2 separate regions of the Mus musculus genome follow, and region 2 is linked to region 1. The links are chromatin loops, found by intact Hi-C in ENCODE. Cell type or tissue: left cerebral cortex. All regions are shown on one strand.

Region 1 (4,000 bases):
AGCCCATCAGCCCTGGATGAAGCTTTAATACACAGTTTTGGGGAACATTTAACATCAGAACAGTAACACTGTACAGGTAATCTGTACAAGGTTTCTTTTGGGGATTAAATATACACATACTAAGGTTGTGTTAACAATTGTGCAACTCTGTAAATACATGATAGCCAATAGGAACATACACCTTAAATTAGTGAACTCTATAATTTTTATATCCAAGCTCTGTTAGAATATAGTGTGATCATAAGATCAGGTTGGTTTGGTCAGCCTTGGTATCTGTGAAGACTTGAAGGAACCACAAACTCTGCTAGGTAGAGAAGACAAGAAAATGTTCCAGACAAAGACAAAAAATGACACAAAGGCAGAAAGGAGTTTGGGAAAGCATGCCATAGCTTCTTAGTCTTCCGCAATGCAAATCAGAGTCAGGAGTGGGGGAGACTGAAGGACAAGACCAAGCCTGTTTTGGGCAAGCAGGACCAGATCATGAAAGGATAGTTTTCCATGAAAGAAAAGGAGAAAACAGGAAAGAACAGTGCTTTCACAAAGAACATTCTAGATGGGGAGCAAGTGGGAACTGACCTGGAACTAAGTAAAACACAATGTTAACCAGAAAGGAAAATAATAGCTAAGTCTAGTGCCCCGCTCTCTTGAGCCTTGAAGAAGCCCCTTGGATAATTGAGGTGGACGCCATCACCCTCCCAACAAATGAAACCTACTGGCTTTGCTTCCTCGTCAGCTGTCCTAAGCTTCTCCTCCTGGTGCTTCAGCTCCACTTAACACATTGCACTTTTAAAATATTTTAAAAAGATTCTCTCTCCAGCATGAGAATGTAAGCCCATAATGATCAGTTAATTTGACATTTCCCTTATGTTCTGAATCCCCAGTGAAGTTTCTACTAGGTCAACTCTCTATCCTTACTTGTTGAGCCAATGGATACATAAGTAAGGGAATTGAGCCTCATAGAAGTAACTTGTCTGTAGAAACACAGGCAATAAGTTGAGCATAATAATAAATTGACGCAATAACCACTTTTTTTTTTTTGATTTTTCAAAACAGGGTTTCTTTGTGTAGTCCTGGTTATCCTGGAACTCACTCTATAAACCAGGCGGGCCTCGAACTCAGAAATCCGCCTGCCTATGCCTCCCAAGTACTGGGATTAAAGGCCCGTGTGACCACTGCCGGCAGTAACCACCTTTTTAAACTACCATGATTACACTGGAAATGTAATATTCCAGGCCAGGCCCCCTCCTGGCTATACTATAGCGGTGGGAATAGGGAAAGAGACTGAATTGCCTGGATTTGGTGCTATATTAGATGTCAAAAGGCTAATAAAAAGATGCAACCTAGGATTTTAGCTTCTGGACTGGGCAAGTAGTGCACTTTTTCAGAAAAAAATAAATACCCCGGGTTAAACAGAAGTAGGAGAGTGGAGGATTTGGCAAGGGATCCCTTTTCACGATTTCTTGGGATTCCTAAGTAGTGTTAATACCATGTAACAAGTAAATCTAAACTTCCAGTGGGGACCGGGGAGTTGGACAGGACAGAAAAGAGCTTAACTCTGAGGTAAGCAAGCGTTTAACACTTAGGGGATTTTTGGTTTGGTTTGGTTTTGGTTTTTGATTTTTGACTTAGAAACAAGATGCTTCTATGTAGCCCTGGATGGTATTAAACTCAGAGCACTTCTCCTGCCTCAGCGTCCCAAACAATGGGACTACAGGAGTCAACCACTAGCTCATCCACAGCAACGTTGGAAGGCTCAAACTCGCGAAAAGCCCTTGAACAAGCAGGCTACTTCGTTTTTCCAAATTTTCTAGACGGTGGCTATCGCTTACACAAGTGGCCAACAAGTGTGGAACGTGGTAGCACCAAGGCCAGGGTGGGTCGGGAGGGCGCGAAGGCACCCAGCAGCCGTGCATGCTGCAGCAGCACGCGAAGGTATGAACCATTCCCAGGAAGCTCGCGCCCCAAACGACTCCCAACTCCCAGCGCGAAACCTCCGCGCGCCACTCGCGTTCCGCGACCTCCAGCCCACAGGGGGCGCTGTGGGCCACCAGGTGCGGCCACGGCGCGAGCGCGCGGTTTCTTCCTGGTGCGCATGCTCGCCACCGCTGCAGGCTGGCCTTTTTTTTTTTTTTTTTTTTTTTTTTTTTTTTTTTTTTTTTCTCGGGCCGCCCCGGCGGCTGCGTACTGGCTGTGGGATGGGAAGTGAAGCCCCAGCGAGCGGCTGCGGCGGGGCTGTGCGGAGCAGCCAGCGGGAGGCGGCGGCGCGGCGGTGAGCAGCCGAGAGCTCGGAGCGGGGCGGAGGAAGCACCTGCAGGCACAGGCGGCGGCTCCACCATGGCGATTCGCAAGAAGAGCAACAAGAACCCGCCGCTGCTGAGCCACGAATTCTTGCTGCAGAATCACGCGGACATCGTCTCCTGCCTGGCGATGCTTTTCCTGCTGGGGCTTATGTTCGAGGTGAGCCCTCCTTCCCGGACCCCGGACCCCTGGCCAGGCCCGCCGACCCTAGCGTACCCGGCCGGAGCTGCGCAGCCCCCCGCGGCCCTGCAGCCCTGGCCCGGTCCGGCCCGCCGCCCCCTCCCGCGCCGCGCAGTTCCTGCTTCCCGCGAAGGGTTACGTGGCAGCCGGCGAGGGGCCGGCGGGGGTGGCGGGCGCGGCCGTGCTGGCCCTGCGCGATGGGCGGACCCGGGGCCGGGGCAGCGGGGCCGGATGACTAACAGGGACCCCTGCTCGACCCCGACCCACGGCCTCGGCCGCTGCCTGCGCGGAGGGCGAGGACCGGGTGTTCGAACCCGGTGGCCCCCTGCCCGCCGACGGCCGCTCGTCCAACTTTCCGCCTGGGCTCTGGACTCTGGGTTCCCGGAGCATCGGGTCTGATCCCGATGCGAGGCTCGCAACAGCTGTGTTGAGGAGTTGAGCGATTTCCTTTCTTGAAGCAGAGGCGATGAGACTGTCAGGAGTGTGTAAATTCTCTTCCCACAGATCTGAGTATTTTGATGACTTATTTAACAGCTGTTGAATGTGGGTAATAAAGTTTGCAAGGTGAACCTGTAACATCCTACGGGTTTTTTTTTTTTTTCCACCTTCCTCAGTACTTCCGCCCACTCCCCTCCCCCTTCCATTTTTTTTTTTTTTATCTGTAAGCCACTGAGTCTCATTAAATATATTGATATATTGATGATTACCATTTTGTCTCCTCTCTCCCTGGCATGTAACCTAGTGAGGATAAATATTTTGTCATCCATTTTTACTAGTCTTTTTCCGCTGTGAAGAATCGAGCTTTAAAGGTTTGAGTTGAAAGCAAGGAACTAATGAAATGAGACAGCCAGTGATGAAAAGTGATTACGATTTTGTTTTTTGTTTTCCATGGAGCCAATTTGGTGTCATTAGATAATTTTCTATGTTATATGATGTTTTTTCTCTTCCAAAAGTCTTTTCTGAATCTACATGTAAGTACTTCTTGTTCTTGATAGTGTCACAGATGGTTGTAGCCACTTAACTAAGGAGGGTTGCAGGGTGAAGGGCAAATAGAACTAGTCAGAACGCTTACTAGATAACCCAACTCAGATACGCTGTTCATCCTCCCTTACATCGCTTGTACAGGCCTCACAGCTGCCGTTTGAGGAATCAGGTAATTCGGCTTAGAGAAGTTTGACAGTATTATATGAGTGGGTGGTATTTACATATCTAGGGTTTGATTGTGGCCCTGTAGTAAATGCTTGCTTTGATTATTGGTTGTAGCGTGAATCTAGGAGTTTTATGGCTGACCTGTACCTCGAGTCTTTAGTGCTTGGTGCTCTATTGCTTCTGCGTGGCTCAGAAGTATGGCTCTGGGTTCAGTTATAAGCAACATACACAATGTATGTTTGTAATCTCTGAATTTGTGAAAACTGTTTTCTTGCTATAGTATTAAAGGTACCTCATGGACGTGGCCAGTAGGCATTTGTCACCATATGCAGGAGAGTTGTGAATTCAAATCCAGTGGCAACTACATAGTGAA
Region 2 (4,000 bases), 440 kb after region 1:
TCATATGTTGACTGTTGGTATATAGATGAATTTAATGAGCTCAGACTAAATTTAAAAGGAACGATACTATTACACTGACTGACCGGCTCAGATAAAATCAAGTCTCTACATAGTAGACTCGTCCTTGGTTTAGAGAGGGCTTCAGGAACAAATGTCATTTCTCTGACTCTAGCCCTGATGCTAGTGTGCATCCTCGGAGCCCTGTGACTCTTGGAGAGCTTTCAAGTATAGAGAGGGTTTTCTCCATGTACTTCTGTCTCAGCTTCTTTCAAATATCTAATAATTTGCACATAATCAGATAATTGAAAGTAATTTTTCTGTGTATACTTAATTTGGAACATTCTCTCTATGATATAGATAACAATCTCCTTTGGGCTTCTGTTTTGTTTTTGTTTTTAAGGAATAAGTCAACAACCTGATCCTGGCTTTACTGGGGCTACAACTCCCCAGAGTCCTCTAATGTCTCCCCGGATGGCACATACTCAGAGTCCCATGATGCAGCAGTCTCAAGCCAACCCAGCCTACCAGCCCACCTCAGACATGAATGGATGGGCACAGGGGAGCATGGGTGGAAACAGGTAACATCACATTACTGCGTCTGATATAAATGATCACCCCTAGCCAGGCGGTGGTGGCGTTTAGCAAGCAATAGCAAATGAACTGCTAAAAAGCTAGCTTATTCTTAGCAAAAGTCAACAATTTCACAGAAGCCTAGCACAGCACCTCTTGTTTTAGAGCAAAAACATTACCTCTAAGCAGTTGCCACTCCTAACTGTAGAATTCCTGTGGATGGCGGTGGCACAGAGCCAGGCTTCATCAGTGCACATGCTAAGAAGCAAACAGCAAGCCCCCAGCAGCTGGGAAAGCAGGAGTGTGTGTGCTTCCCAGCAATGTGTGCAAGGGAAGAAGCAAGCCTGATGCCTGGGCCAGCACCCATTTAGATAGAGACTGCCTCAGCTTACCATCAGACTAACTCTGTCTCCCACGCTACAGCATGTTCTCACAGCAGTCCCCACCACACTTTGGGCAACAAGCAAACACCAGCATGTATAGTAACAACATGAACATCAGTGTGTCGATGGCAACCAACACGGGTGGCTTGAGCAGCATGAACCAGATGACAGGCCAGATGAGCATGACCTCAGTGACCTCCGTGCCTACGTCAGGACTGCCCTCCATGGGTCCCGAGCAGGTAAGAGCCTCAGAGAAGCAGCTCAGAACGTTCTCCTTGGCTTTGTGTCTGTTTATGCCACAAATCCCATATCTATTTTGAAAAGTGTTTTTTCACCTTATTTTCACCTGTGCCAGTGAGATTTAACAAAAAATACTTGTTAATGACGAAGGAACTATTGGGAAGGACTCCTGGCTGCTAACATGTTGGGGGTTTTTTGCTTTGTTTTGGTTTTTATTTCCTAATTTTCACATCATTAACCTTTTTTATCATTTGTGGGATTTAGAAATGGAGTGGTAGGTGTTAGGAAGTTTCTGCTGGGCATGGTGACCCACACCTTTAGTCCCAGCACTGGGGAGGCAGAGGCAGGTGGATCTCCGAGTTCAAGTCCAGCCTGCTCTGCAGAGCATATTCCGGAATGGGCAGGGCTACACACAGAAATCCTCTCTCAAAAAACAAAACAAAACTAGCTTTTTAAAACCTCTGGTAAGCATGGCCACACAGCCTACCAGCCGGTCACTCTCGGGGCCGCTTTGCTTACGTGACAAGGCTGGCACACTGTTGCCCCCTTGATGCTCCAGTGCTGGTGACTTTAGTTCCAGACCAGCCTGGACTCTAAGCGCATGTTAGAAAGGGTAGGGAGAAGATGTGTAGCCCACACGGGCCAGGAGCACCTTCTGCTCTGTCGGGCCAGTGTTGAGAGTGAGGTACACAGAGACACAGAACCGAGCGTAATCATGGGCCAGCCCACTCAGGAACATTCATCAACCCAGACCATTTGAAATGTGTGCATGGATTTAAATATTTTTGAGTTTCGGAGTTTATATAGAAGCCCAGGTCCAAACCCACAACCCCAGTGTGTCTGCTGAAAAATCATTGTCTTATTAGCCCTGGTGGGCTAGCTCCATGAGTAAAAGTGCCTGCCACCAAGCCTCACCACCTGAGTGTAGTCCCCAGACTCCCCCGAGAGAGCTGGCCTCTACACTCCGGCCTCGGACATACATGCAGCCATCACACACAAGTAAATGTAATGAGAAGAGTTTTTTTTAAAAACACATAAATGCTGATGAGTAGGTTTTTTGGCCAGTCCATTCCCAAAAGCCAGTTTGGGTGTTCTCACGTCATTCTTGCTAATTAATGACTTGCCTGAGAGCAGAAGTGGCAGATGGTCTCAGGTGCTTCACGCTCTCAGGGCTGAGTCACCAGCCTATAAATGAAAATGTGCAAATAAGCTGTGCTTTTGAAGGTAAGTAGTGTTTGCAGCCTCCTCTGCCCCATGTGTGCACATGGAAAGCTGTTAGCTGTGGGATACAGCCTCTTTTCCCTAGGGCCACAAAACTTAAAATCGGAAATGTGTCATGTTGTCACCACAGGTCAATGACCCTGCTCTGAGGGGAGGCAACCTTTTCCCAAACCAACTGCCTGGAATGGACATGATCAAGCAGGAGGGAGATGCATCTCGGGTAAGCAGCAGGAGCCCAGAGTGCACCTTAGGGTGGCTGTGGGCCTTCTGAAGGCCAAACGCTTCTCTCTGCCTTGTCGGCCTGGAAAGTGCTGGGATCAAAAGAGCACACTACAAAAACAGCAGGCATGATGGTGCATGCCTGTAACTCTGGCTCTGAGGAGGCAGAGACAAGAGAGTCAGGAGTTCAAGGTCAACTACACTGTGAGTTTAAGACCAGCCTGGGCTACACATTACCCTATCTTAGAGCAAACAAAAAAACAACACTCCCACCTTGAAAAAAAACAAGAAAATAACTATTTACACGCAGAAAGCAGCCTACAGCAAATGCAACTGTGACGTGCTTTCCAGCTCTTCCTAACACACTGATGTACACTGCCACGTCCAACCCTCAGGAAAGGTTCATCCTGTCAGAGAGACGCAGGAGGGTGGGGACTCGGCATCATTAGCAAGTCTTAAGCCAGCCCCGGTTATGAGAGATCCAGTCTCAAAAAATGAAGAGGGCCAGGGAGAACTGAATTAAATCCCCGAAGTCAGAGTGGAAAGAGCCAACTCTCCACATTGTCCTCGTGCCTGCACACGGGTGCCTGCACACGGGTGCCTGCACACGCCACAGAAACAGTAAAATGTTTAAAGAAATAACCTCTTAGGCCACCTCCGCATACTCAAAACCAAGCAATAGCTTGATCCCATTGGAGAGAGTGGAGTGTAAATGAGCACTGAACTTCCTCACTCCAGAGCCTTTGTGTTGTTAGCAGCAGGGCTACAGTAGACCTCACCCGCCCATTGCTCAGCAATGTCCTGGATTGGCTTTCCCACTGTGGCTTTTCTGGGTTTTGTAACCCTGATTGTGGGCTTCAGAGATACTACTGACAGCGGGTAGGAGTCCTGTAGCTGTTTCTCACACGTGTCCTTAAAACGTGATAATTAGGTGCACGAAGCTTACCATATCTTCCTTCCTTACTGTATGTGTATCTGGTATGTATACATAGCAGGTAAGAATGTCAGACAGCGGGGTAGATTGTACACTAACCATGTGTTCCTTTGTTTGGGTTTATCACTTCCCAAGGGCTGATACCTCTCCTATAGCCATGGTTTTCACAGGCAGGGAGTGCTAAGAGCTCAGAGGTAACTCCATGCAAAAGCAGAGGTCCAAAACCTGAGGCACAGTGACAGCAGGTGACACTCACACACTCAGAGAGGACATTGTAACTGCAAAGTGCCAGGGGAGCCTAGCCAGAGTGCTGTAAGTATGAGTGAGAGTGAGCCAGCTAGCATTTGAACAGCTATCTAGGAAAAGCCCCTTGCCAGCCAAGCCCTCTGAAGCAGACCCAGGCTTCTGCTTTCTCCTAGGAGCACCAGGAATC

The links. Hi-C counts contacts between places; a loop is a spot of excess contacts. Peaks named below come from ENCODE experiments on the same cell type or tissue, not always from the same donor. Only the 100,000 strongest peaks of a DNase experiment are listed, where the experiment ranks them.
Region 2: a loop joins it to region 1, with 2.8 times the contacts of the local background. A loop is called at or near these places in 1 of 42 quality-filtered maps.

Annotation. Positions count from the first base shown.
Region 1 is chr1:13,588,057-13,592,056 of GRCm38, reverse strand. It overlaps Tram1 (translocating chain-associating membrane protein 1), which reads left to right and starts at 2,147. Exons shown (of 11, transcript NM_028173.5): 1 at 2,147-2,457. The coding sequence starts at 2,335. In left cerebral cortex, a CTCF peak has its summit at 2,022 (motif pointing right); DNase peaks (open chromatin) are centred at 2,098, 2,561 and 2,864; H3K4me3 peaks cover 2,044 bases; H3K27ac peaks cover 775 bases.
Region 2 is chr1:13,145,509-13,149,508 of GRCm38, reverse strand. It overlaps Ncoa2 (nuclear receptor coactivator 2), which reads left to right. Exons shown (of 23, transcript NM_008678.3): 20 at 401-578; 21 at 994-1,192; 22 at 2,545-2,634. Among named protein-coding and RNA genes, the nearest start is that of Prdm14, 20 kb to the right of the region's middle. In left cerebral cortex, no CTCF peak of the experiment used is centred here; DNase peaks (open chromatin) are centred at 757 and 2,355.